Linked DNA regions of Mus musculus: all the other regions are linked to region 2. The links are chromatin loops, found by intact Hi-C in ENCODE. Cell type or tissue: left cerebral cortex. All regions are shown on one strand. Region 1 holds the start of Btbd1 (BTB (POZ) domain containing 1). Region 2 holds the start of Ramac (RNA guanine-7 methyltransferase activating subunit). Region 3 overlaps Homer2 (homer scaffolding protein 2).

Evidence for each region. Hi-C counts contacts between places; a loop is a spot of excess contacts. Peaks named below come from ENCODE experiments on the same cell type or tissue, not always from the same donor. Only the 100,000 strongest peaks of a DNase experiment are listed, where the experiment ranks them.
Region 1: a loop joins it to region 2, with 5 times the contacts of the local background. A loop is called at or near these places in 1 of 42 quality-filtered maps.
Region 3: a loop joins it to region 2, with 2.7 times the contacts of the local background. A loop is called at or near these places in 1 of 42 quality-filtered maps.

The regions. Positions count from the first base shown.
Region 1 is chr7:81,825,817-81,829,816 of GRCm38, reverse strand. Btbd1 (BTB (POZ) domain containing 1) reads left to right here and starts at 386. Exons shown (of 8, transcript NM_146193.2): 1 at 386-844. The coding sequence starts at 426. In left cerebral cortex, no CTCF peak of the experiment used is centred here; DNase peaks (open chromatin) are centred at 1,476, 1,867, 3,378, 3,938 and 3 more places; H3K4me3 peaks cover 2,949 bases; H3K27ac peaks cover 1,361 bases.
Region 2 is chr7:81,762,057-81,766,056 of GRCm38, reverse strand. Ramac (RNA guanine-7 methyltransferase activating subunit) reads right to left here and starts at 3,104. Exons shown (of 3, transcript NM_025997.2): 1 at 3,001-3,104. In left cerebral cortex, CTCF peaks have their summits at 2,355 (motif pointing left) and 3,829 (motif pointing left); DNase peaks (open chromatin) are centred at 2,436, 2,709, 3,121 and 3,538; H3K4me3 peaks cover 1,795 bases; H3K27ac peaks cover 1,378 bases.
Region 3 is chr7:81,647,729-81,651,728 of GRCm38, reverse strand. Homer2 (homer scaffolding protein 2) reads left to right here. Exons shown (of 9, transcript NM_001164086.1): 2 at 2,019-2,175. Among named protein-coding and RNA genes, the nearest start is that of Gm51279, 36 kb to the right of the region's middle. In left cerebral cortex, no CTCF peak of the experiment used is centred here; DNase peaks (open chromatin) are centred at 274, 1,738 and 2,253; H3K4me3 peaks cover 188 bases; H3K27ac peaks cover 2,186 bases.

The sequences.
Region 1 (4,000 bases), 64 kb before region 2:
TTCCAAGGGTGATGCAGCCATCCGGGCTGTGACAGGGCCACCATCCCGCCTTTAGAATAGCAGGGTGTCTGTCTCTCCTCTACAGACTCCCTTGCCGTGCCCTCGAGGTCCTTCCACGTCCAGCTCATCCACCAAGCGGGCTGAGGCGGCGTCCTCGCAGGGTGACGCGGGTGGGAGCGAGGCGAGCCTGAAGGGAGGAGCGGGAGGCGGCCTGAGGAATCAGCGCGGCGCGCCCGCACGCCCCTCAACCCTCTCGCGGCCGCGCGCCTCCCGCCTCAGCAACGCGGCCCCGCGGGAGGGCGGGCGCGCGCGGCCGGAAGCGCCTTTCCCGGAAGGCAGGGGGGCGGTGCCGGCCTCGGGGCGGCTCGACCATGGCGGCGGCGCGCCGGGTGCTCGCAGCTTGAGCGGAGCCGCGCAGCAGGAGGATGGCCTCGCTCGGGTCAGCCGCGGCCGGGGAGCCGGCGACCGGAGCTGAGGCGGAGCCCGGCCCTCCGGCCCCGCCGCCGCCTCCGCCGCCGCCACCGGCTCCCTCGCCGTCCGCTCTCGGGCCGCTGCTGCCCCTGCAGCGCGAGCCGCTGTACAACTGGCAGGCCACCAAGGCGTCGCTCAAGGAGCGCTTCGCCTTCCTCTTCAACTCGGAGCTGCTGAGCGATGTGCGTTTCGTGCTGGGCAAGGGCCGAGGCGCGGCGGCCGCCGGGGGCCCGCAGCGCATCCCCGCCCACCGCTTCGTGCTGGCGGCCGGCAGCGCGGTCTTCGACGCCATGTTCAACGGCGGCATGGCCACGACGTCGGCCGAGATCGAGCTGCCGGACGTGGAGCCCGCCGCCTTCCTGGCGCTGCTGAGGTGAGCGGCGGGCGCGCGGAGCCGGCGGCCTGGAGGGTGGCGGCACCCAGCCCGGCCTGCGTCGACTCCCGAGTGACCTTGGGCTGGGCGAGTCGGCCTCCCTCGGGTCCTCCCCGGCAGGCAGGCGATGCTTGGGAAGGTCGGTCAGTGTCGCCATTCCCGGCGGTGGCGGGCGCTTTGCCGTTGAAGGGTGCTGTCACATTCCAGTAGCGGAATTGTCTGTCGCCCGGGCTTCATAATCGAGTGGGCAGACTAGAAGACGAGATAGGCTGTCCCGATTACCCACTTGCAGGATTCGTTTTTGTTTAAGGACCCGGGTGGATGAAGGGTCTTAGAGGACTGGGGTTGTCAGGGTCTCCACGGTTTGCTGTCAGGACTCTGGAAGATAATAGCCATAGCAGGTATCAGGCTGGCCTGCTTCAAGTTTCTGCAGTCAAGGTGACGGTTTTTGTATTCTAAAACACGCTAGTAGTGTTCGAGTTTGCTCTCCGATGATCTGAGGATAGGAGATTGATTGATAGCTGATTAGTTTGCTACTTAGTGGAAGGTAGTGGCATTGTGGCGTTGTTAATCACAGCAGTCCTAACTGTTAGGGAGGCATATCTTGTTGTTTTACCCCAGTTTTACAAATGGGACCGAGGCCCAGAAAAGTGACTTGTCCAAGGTAATCGAGCCAGCTCCCGGAGGACCGAAGATGGTGTTGGCTGCTTGAGTATAGTGTTGTTTTTAAGACAGCAGATTTTGAGTAATTCTGACGTAAACAGGCAAGTCAGTGGAGCACAAGAGTCCACAGAGGCTCATAGCTTCCTCAAGAAGATGCTTATGGAGGGAAATATAAAGTTCACACAAGAAATATATGTTAAGTTCCCATCAATAAATGGATAAAGGACAAGATGTAATAGAAAAGAAAAAAATACAACCAAGGAATGTGTGACCTCATTAGTAAATGAGGAAATGCAAATTAAAACAGTAAAGTGCTTTCTCCTTTTCATGAGCCCCACCTTTTGGGGGCGGAGATATGGGTTTGGCTTTTATTTTCTTGGACCTGGGCTCATTATTTAGACTTGGCCGATTTGGGGCTCGATATGTATTCCAAGCTGGCTTCGAACTCAGCGAACTTATTACCCCCCCTGAGTGCTGACCCACCAAAAAATTTAAAAGATGACTGAAGGAACACTTTCCGAGAAAGATTATCGTAAAAAAAAGCCTTTGAAAAATAGTTGGATGCCTTAGACTTTTTCTACACTTAGAAAACATTAAATTATTGAAAAAGGTGTCTACAGCATTCTTCACGAGAATGTAGAAAGAAGTTGAGCCAAGGAAATAAATAAATCAGTAACAATCATAGGTCCACTTGATGGAATATAATGCAGTCACTGTGAAGTTTATGAAAATCAGATAATATTATGGGCAGGGTTCAAGTTAGCATTTTGAATTTCATGCACCATGGTAACAACTGAAAAAGAGTGGAGCAAATGTTATATACCTGGAGATAGGATAGAAGGAGAGACCAGTATGCCAAGGTGTGTTGAACTGAAAAGCCGATAGTACCCTTTTCTCTCTTTGTCCTCAGATTTTCTAGCATTGAATTTGTATTTATGGGGATAGGTGTGCAGCCTACCTGCTAGTATTTGAGTCATTTGGATTTTGAAGTTGAGCAGGAAGACTGGATATAGCTTGCTTAGCAAATTACGTAGTTTAGAAGCCTTCCTTAAAATGATAGGCCAGAGAGGTGGTGGCGTAGTGGGTACAGGCTCCTGTTGCAAGCCTAGAGGAAGAAGGCCTTAGGTACCTGTGGCCCTGTAGTAAAAGGGGAGAACTTAGTCCTACAAGTTGTCCTCTGACCTCATATGTGAGCTGCTGTGTACCTGCCTCCACACACATGCAGGAAAAAATACAACAAAATGTTTTTTTTTTTTTCCACCTGTACCATCCACTGGGACAATAAATTAGTAGATGTCTCCTTTTGGTATCATTTTTGGAGGTAAAACCTTAAAGCATTTTAATACTTTTTCTAAGTGAAGTTTACACTAGCTAACCTTGAGAACCATAGAGCTAAACTACTAGGCACTTTTTATTGATAGGGCTAGAATAGAATTATGGAGGGGGCTATTTCATACTTTTGTTTTTTATTTGTATTTTCATTGAATGTGCTAATCAGTTTTAATAGGAAGTAAGTTAACTTAGAGCCCTTGAAATATACAGTGCCATTTGATTTCTTGCTCTCTAAGTAAATTATTTTCCTGATAGTCAGGTCCTGGTCATTTTTCTATTCTGAACTGCATGTCTAGACTAATTTTTACTTAGGCATTGATTATCTTTAAAACATTGTGTGACAACAATGGTGGAGCTTGCTAAACTGGAAAAGTGAGGTGGCTGAGGCAGATTTTTACTGTTTTTACAACCTAAATTAACTACCATTACGTCGAGGCTTCTGAACTTAGGTTTTACACTTTAATAATCTGCTTACTTAAAGCCCTCTCACTTACAAATGGTGTTCTAGTTCATTTGACGTACACTGTGTCTCCCTGCGTAGCTTATTTCTCAGTGTAGGAGTCGGCAGTGGACACTGTCCAGGCTGACAGGGTTTGGAAGGAAATAATACCAGAGAAAACTTTTTAAGGGGGTGGGGGCGTGTTTTAGGCCTTAATCTCTTCTGCCAGAGAAACTACAAGAGTAAACTATCGAGGTTTGAGTAGATAAAAAGAAAGCGATGGGTGATAGTGATTAAAGAGATAGGCCGGGCAGGGATTTGGGGGACTGAGGAAGAAGGCTTGAGAGAAAACAGGGTTTTCAGTGGAGTGATGAGACCCTATTCGCATTTACAATCCTCACCTGCCTGTTGCTGGAGGAACTGGAACCTCCAAGTAACATATACATTAAGAGGTTTTGTTGTGCTCTATTTAGATAGGAGATGCCAAGGAGCTGCAGGAAGTTAGAACAGCGTTAACGTGGGAAAGTAGTGGACTGTGAAAGGTACAGGGTGCCTGAGACCTGCAAGGGCCTGCATAGAGCTGGAGGAAGGGAAAGGGAGCGATAAGCAAACTAGGCGGCTGTCAGAGAGATGAGAAAGGAAGGCAGCCGGGCATCCTGAGAGGCAAGTCAAAGAGAGAATTTGGGAAATGAGAGTGGAAAACTTTGACAGCTATAGAACAT
Region 2 (4,000 bases):
GGAAGACCCTGTCTTTTGCCAGGTGCCTTTGGCACATGCCTTTAATTCCAACATTCCAGAGGCAGTGGCAGGCAGATCTCTAAGTTCAAAGCCCTTCTGGTCTATATAGAATAAGTTCCAGGACAAAAAAAAAAAAAAAAAAAAAAAAAAACCCTCCAGCCCCCACTAGCCCCAATCAAAGGTGAATAAAGAAAAAGGGGAAGCTGGGTACAGCTTCCTAAGTGTATACCTGTAGTTTGGATACTGATATTACTTGAACCCAGGAGTCTGAAGCCAACCCAAGCAACTGGCATTTAGATGCATGGCTATTAAAAGTTATGGGTAACTATTTTATAATTTAATGCAATGTATTATTACTCCAGATACTGTGAGAAATGAGAAACATCTAACAATAATAAGATAGATACTGTCTAATGGATATAAAAAGTATAATCTGGGCTGGTAGATAGAGGTGCTTGTGGCCAAGGCTAAGAACCTTAGTTCAAACTTCAGGTCCCATCTGGCAGAAACAGAGAACAGACTCCCTCCCACAAGTTGTCCTCTGACCTTCACATGTGTACCATGACAAACAAACGCACACACAATGAATGTAATACAGATTTAAAAATAGGAATCTCTAATCTTCTACCTAAGGGAAAAGATTTTGCTTAACTTGCAGGTCTAATTCTCAAGAAACCAGAGAGTTCACTTTTATTCTTCATCTCAGATCTTGAAACTGCAGAATTCTACAGGTAGTTCCCACTTCCCAGGCGTCTGTGATCAAGAACTGCTACTGTTGAGCTTTGCCATCCCCTAGCTTTCCTAACTCAAACTTCGTGTTTCTGCTGAATGCCTCCAAGTTTCTAAACCTGGTAGGGAAAATGGCCCATGTTGTAGACCTACCATTCCTGGGCCTGAGGCAGAAGGATCAACTGAGCCTAGAAGTACAAAACCAGCTTTGGCAAAGAGAAAGGACCAAAACCTATTTTATGATTTGAGGTGTATTTAACATCATGCTAAAAACTTAAAACCACATCTTCCCCGATATCCTCAAGTCATTTTTCCTTTCTAATCACACTTTCAAGGACGCTTTGGATGGGCTACTTAACTGGAAGATAGCTTCTTCATTGTCCTGTCTTTCCTCAAAATAGGTAAAGCATTTATAACAGTACTGCCCTTATTCCAACCAAATTCAACTACAATTGCTCATTAAGTTCAAGAAACAGTACTTGGACATTTTACCTTTCAGGCTACTACTTAACTTCTACCTTATTTATTACACCTCCTTGTGCCTGGTATTGGCAAACTAGTATTAAATACCAAAAACCAAATGAGTTTAGAATAAATCCAACTAGGTTGAGGGTAGTGACACATGCCTTTCATCCCAGCACTTGGGAGGAAGAGTCAGGTGGATTTCTGTGAGTCTGAGGCTAGGCTGGTCTATAGAGTATGTTCCAGGACAGCCAGAGCGATGTAGAGAGACACTGTCTCAAAATAAGACAAGGAAAACTCCCAACTAATTAAAAGTGTCCACAATTCCAAACTACCCACAGAAGCCACTAGAAGAATGCCCCATTCCCAATTAAGACAGACATTCACAAGGCAAGGAAAAGGCACAATTTATTCTATTTTCCCCATACCCTACCACATAGGTATCTTCATACTTATTCATGAGAATGGAATTGAAACAAAACCTTAATGCAAGCTTTACTTAACCCAAGGATTTGAGACAACTATATTGTTTAATGTTTAGGTTGATTAAATATGGGCTGAGGCCAACACTACCAAAAGACAAGAGAATGTGGAAGAGGGAAAAGTCAAGAGGCCTTAACAAAGAACTACAGGCAACCAAGGAATGCGGAGAGCAAGAGAAATAGTCTTCTCAAGGGAAGAGCACACCAACTGGTTCTCTAATGCCATATTTGATTAGCCCCGAAAACACACGCATAAGTAACAATATATGAACTGAGCAGGTTGTATATATCTACATATTACTAAAGAGACTATGAATTTGAAAGAGCTGAGGGGATAAAGGGAGGGTCTAAAGGGAGGAAAGGGAAAAATGTTATTATGATGTAAAAATATACAATACATATGTATAATAATCACATAAAGCACAATTACATAATATATAAAATATAATTATATAATAAACATATAAAAGAAATAATAGAATAAATAATATTAAGAAAATACGGCTGGGGGGAAGGGGGTCTTGGAAGAAACCTCAAAAGATGAGGGAAGTGTCAGAGAGATAGCTCAGTGGTCGAGAGCGCTCACTACCCTTCCGATGGACCACAGATCAGATCGCAGCACCCACGCTGCTCTCAGCTGCCTGTAATATAGCTCCAGGGGAACAGACGCCCTCTTCCGGCCTCTGCGGGCGCCAGCACACGCAACCCGCAGACAGACAGACACACAACCCGCAGACAGACAATTCTTCCCCACCCCGCAAAGGCGTGCGTGGGCAGAGGAGCTGTGCACACACACGTCTCGATCTGAGTGGGCAGGATTAGAGACCCAAGGATCTCAGTCCTAGCAGCCTACGAGGAAACTCGAGCTTCCACGGAGGAACTCGGAGAGGCGACGACCCTCGTCGCCTCGGTCGTCACCAGCTACAAGCTAGGTCAGGCACGGGCAACCAGGGGCCGCGCGCTCTCTGTCGCTGCGGCCGACAGCCTTCCTGGCACTTGGATCCCACCAACCTCCTCACCACATAGAGAACCGCACAGAGCTTTGCCTGCGGTCGGCCGACCCTGGCTCGGCTGCTCTCCAGAGCGGAGCCCCGAGCACGGAGCAGGATGACTGACTAACCACTGCGCATCCCAGCCCGCCAGCCGACGCGCGGCTGACGACGGCCGGGACAAAGCGGCTCCTTCCAGAACTGCCGTCAGGAGCCGAGCTGCGGAGAAAGAGGCTCCGAGGGGCAGCGACCTCCGGCCTCTCGCACTTTCCGGCCCCAGGCCCCCATCACCTCCGCCGCCCCGGGTGGGAGATTCATCCGCCATGTGCGGTACTCACCCTTCATGGGACGCACTGGAGACCTCGGGCGTCCACACCGCCGCACCCCACCCGGCTCTCCAAGGTAAACAAACGCTCAGGAATCCCTCAACCACCCGACTTCCGCTTCCGGAGCGTGTAAGGCGGAGTCTCGTGCCAAGTCTCTCGAGATCTAGAAATCCTCGCTTCCCCCTCCCCCCCCGCCACGCCCCTCACATTCGAACCTTGGCGCGGCCCTAGGGAAGCTCCGCAGGGTCGAGCAAAGTGGCGATGGTGGGCAGTGCGGTCATTCGCAGCCAGTGCCTGGTGACCGTCGGGGAGAGGATATCGTCATGTATAAAATCCCTCGAACTGGCAGTGCCTGGTGCACTGGTACGGGAAGTCTGAGAGTAGGACTAGGAGGGAAGGCTGCTTGTCAATGGAGACCCCAAAGCCGGAGCCCGGGCGGCGGGGCGGAGGAGCAGACGAGACTGCTCTGCTTGGGCGATGCCCACCCGGTTCTTAGCCGGCCTGGGCAGTAAGGCTCCTGCGCACCGTTGTCTATGTGTGTTTGCAGAGACGAACCCACGCCTCCACTGCCCGTATTCCGCTCGCTCCCGAAGTCTCCGCTCTTCTCGGTTGTTTGCAAGTGTGGCAATGCCAGCTGTTGACTAGCCACTTTTCTCAGATTGCTCCCCGGACCTTGCCCTCCTCTTGGGAATACGATCAGCCTGGAAAGTTTAGTGTCAAAATGGGATACCTTAGGGCTGGAGAGGATAAGAACACTTACTGCTCTTCTTGGAGCCCTGAGTTCAATCCCCAGCAACCACATGGTGGCTCACAGCCATCTGTAATGGGATCTGATGCCCTCTTCTGGTGTGTCTGGAAACAACTATAGTGTACTCATAAATAAAATAAAGCTAAAAAAAGAATACCTTTTCTTTCCACGCCCTGGTCAGATGTCTCGTTCTGTTATTTGGTCCTTGTGACTCTGGTTTTCATCCATTCCCATCCCCACTGACTCCTCATCCAAGTTCTCTCT
Region 3 (4,000 bases), 110 kb after region 2:
GGGGCTCCATCCCTGAAAGGAGCTCTTCTCTGACCCTCGGACTGCCAGTTAATGCTGTGGTAGAGTACAGCAGAGATTTAGTATAATTTAGTCCCCCCATGCTCTCTGTGGCGACAGCTGCTCACCTAACTCCTCTCTCACATGTGCAGGCCGTTGCCTGAGAACGTATGCCTTTACAGTGTTGTACTTAGATGATTAGAAAGCTACAGTGCTGGCTGGTGAGTGGCACAGCTGGGCCATCCAGACGTCAGACTTCCCCACATGGTATTCATGGATATGCACTCCACAGCTTGGACTCTTGACGACAGATGTGAAACACTGTGGCAAGAATCTTCCTTTTCTTTCTACAGCTGTCATGCAGCCACTGGAAGGGTGTGGATCTAGGGTGAAGCCAGGGAGTGAACTTGAGACTTACTGATGGAAATGCCTGAGTAACCCACACTCCCACTGGTATTTTGCCTGCTCCCTGGGCCTAGAGAGGGCCCAGGGATGCCGGCCTCCAGCTGCTCCTCTGGAGTACCAGCTCTAGAAGCAGCAATATTGACATTATCTTCTTCGCAGACTCTTCCAGAGGTCCTGAGTTCCTCTAACACCATGCCAATATCCATGATATTATCTGACATCCCTTGTACGAGGCTCAACGAGTAAATTGCTTTCCTAGAATAAAGTTTCCCCCTGAGAGCTGTGTTTCCAGTAATGAGTCTTCTGCAGGCACTGTGTGGGGGAAGGCGGTGGGGGTGGGGGTGGGGGTCGGGGGGGGGGCAGGATGGGAGAGAGCTCAGAGACTCCTGCCCAACCCCTCCTCACTGACAGCATAGCCACTTGAGAGTTCCCTGCCCTTTGAATTTCTGTGTCCACTCAGGTGTCCTGTTCTTTATCATCGCTTTTGACATTGCCAGGACTTTGAAAATTAATTTGACTAAGCCAAAATCAAACCTTTAGGTTTAATTGTATCTTTAATCAATACTTAGTAATCTATAGTGTTTTTGTGACTTTATTTTTGCATGCTGGTGGCTCCCCTCCCCAGTTTTTGTCTTATTTTGAACTTAGAAGAATTTTGGAGTTTGCCTACAAAGCCTTTTTTTAAAAAGCAGATTTTGTGATGAGTCTGTGTTTCAATTTTTTTTGTTACTTTGTTAAGCAAATATCTCAAAGCATGACTGTGCAGTGGATTCTATTATAATTTAAAAACCTGTCTTAGTTATTAATCTCTATTGTCAGGACCTAATTAATTCTTTACTAAACAGAGAGAAACAGAGATAATGTGTTAATTTGGTTAATTTTTTTAGCAGTCAGAGGAAGTGTTCACAGGCATGTGGGATGAAAGAGAGTTCAGTCAGAGCAGGAAGGAGACTCGGTAAAGATTAGACTAGACGGAGGGTCTACAGAAATCCTGACAGCCTCTCTAAACTGCATAGTCCTTACAGGTTTCAAAAGCGAACTGGCGATGCTTCCAAGGCTATAAAATAATCCTGTCATTCAAAACAGCTCCCCAAATCTGAGAAATACTGAATATTAAGCTTCAAGTGGGTTACAGAATCCTAAAATCAATGCAGATTCTCCCAAAATAAAATTTTTTAATTTTCTAAAATGAATTAGTTCCAAAGAGTCCCTCACCCCCACAAATGCCAACAGGGTGTCAGGAAAAAAATAGAACTCTTGACAGCAATGTAAAAACTCTCAACGAAGAATTTCATTTTAAGCAAATTGCTCATTAGGCCAGTTGCCCAGCAGCCTCCAGGTAGTGCAGCTAAATGGAGTGTGGGCTGCAGAAACCACTCACAGGGATACTGTCCTCCTCCTTCCCCTCCACTCCCTCCTCCTCCTCCCCCTACTCCTCCTCCTCTTTCTCCTCCCCCTCCCTCTTCTTCCTCCTCCTCATTTTAATTGTTCTCATACATATGTATCTTTGCCAATAAGCTACTTGAAATTGTATGAGACGGTGGGTGGCCTAGAAATCATAAATTATACATTAGGTCAAGTCCCATCATTTCACACACACATCTGTCCTGTTGCAGAGAACAGCCCATCTTCACCACGCGAGCGCACGTCTTCCAGATTGACCCCAGCACCAAGAAGAACTGGGTGCCGGCAAGCAAGCAGGCCGTCACGGTTTCCTACTTCTATGATGTCACCAGGAACAGCTATCGGATCATCAGTGTGGATGGAGCCAAGGTACTGGCCTGCCAGACAGTTTTGACATCCTCACTTAGTTTGATTCCAAAGCAGTTTGGTGCATTTGAAAGATGAAGGGTTCCGGAAGCTGTATCCCAAACCCTGCTGTCTTATCGCAGACCTGCATAACAAATGGAGCGTGGGCTGCAGAACAGTCTGCATAATCATGTATCTTCTTGCTCTTTCTTTTCCACCTAAAATCATGGCAAATGAGTAAAAAGACAGGTCTCCCGTTACCTCACTGTCTCCATAATTAACATTTTAATGCCCATGCAGTGGTTACTATAAGAGCCTGTAATGATCTTAATTTGTTAAGATGGCTTCAGTTTCTTGCTGTTATAGATGCTAAGCATTCCCCGTGTAGTGGATATCCCCAGTTGTTCCTTTCATACCTACTGCTTCCTTTTGAATGGTTCCTCGGGGTAGACTCCTACAGGTAATATTATAGGCCGTGCTATTACCACTTTACGACCCTCGATGCATACTTCCGGCATGCTTTTTCTCACAGCCTGTATGACGATGCTAGTTTATTGCACTCTTGCAATCAATGAGTATTGCCTCTAATCTGATTCTGGAATTATTAGACATGGGAATTAATTTTTATTAAATAAGTTAGGAGTATTTCTTCTCTTTTCTTTTTTGGAGCAGGAGGTTGTGATATAGCTCCGGCTAGATGGGAACTGGAGGCAATCCTCCTGCCTCAGTCTCCTGAGTACCGGAATTACAGGCATGGCCTATCATATTTGATTTAGTATTTCTAACAATACTGTGTATTCCTGATATTTCATCCTTCTCTGCTATTATCCCTGTCTGTATTTTGGCCACATTATTTGTGGGAAGAGAATAAAGGGATGCCAGCCAAAGTACTGTCATGTCCTTAAAAATAAATAAGCCTTCTGCATCAAAGTCTTTCTGCCTCTACTCTGTGACCACTGGATATTTCTCTGGGCTGACGTGTCACCTGACATTCAGTGTGTTTGAAGGTAAAACCCCCTAATCACCATCTAAACCACGATTCTAGTTCTATTTTCTAGTATTTGGTATAAAAACCAAAACAGCGTATATCTGGTTTGTTTTAAAGCTGCAGCTCTTGTTGTAGCACCAGATGTGCTCGGACCCCAGCTGCATCTCTTTGCTGGTGGCTCCTCACCTACTGTCTGTGGTCCCTCGTGGATTCTGTGGCAAGGCCAGCTTTCCTAGACAGTAGAAAGTAAAAGGGCCGGGAGCTGAGCAGTAGAATGGAGCCTATTCACCGTCCCCTCTTAGCCAATAGAGAGAGAGGGAGGGAGTCTTCATTACAAGGTCCCCTGGTAAGGCAGGAGACCTTCCTCCTCTGATGCAGCACCCTGGCTTTCCTCCAGGCGTCTAATTGGTCTCACGGTCCTTTCTTTCTCTTTCAATTTCCACATAGGTAGTGGGGTTTTACACTCTTGGGGAGGTATGGCAAGCTGGTACTGGTGCCCAGTCCTGACTCATTGGGTAGGCACAAGGTTCACTCTGGCAACTAGAGAAGCTTTTCCTGCCGGGCAGTGGTAGCACATGCCTTTAATCCCAGCACTTGGGAGGCAAAGGCAGGCAGATTTCTGAGTTCAAGGCCAGCCTGGTCTACAGAGTGGATTCCAGGACAGCCAGGGCTACACAGAGATACCCTGTCTCGAAAAAACAAAAAAAGAGAGAGAGGGGGAGAGAGAGAAGCTTTTCCTGATATTTTTCATTCAGGGAGTGTGTGTCCTCTATCATTTCAGAGAACAGCAGTTGTTCTGATGAACAACTTAAGAGACTAAAGAATTAGTTCTTCCAACTAAGCAGCTGCGATAGAGCACTG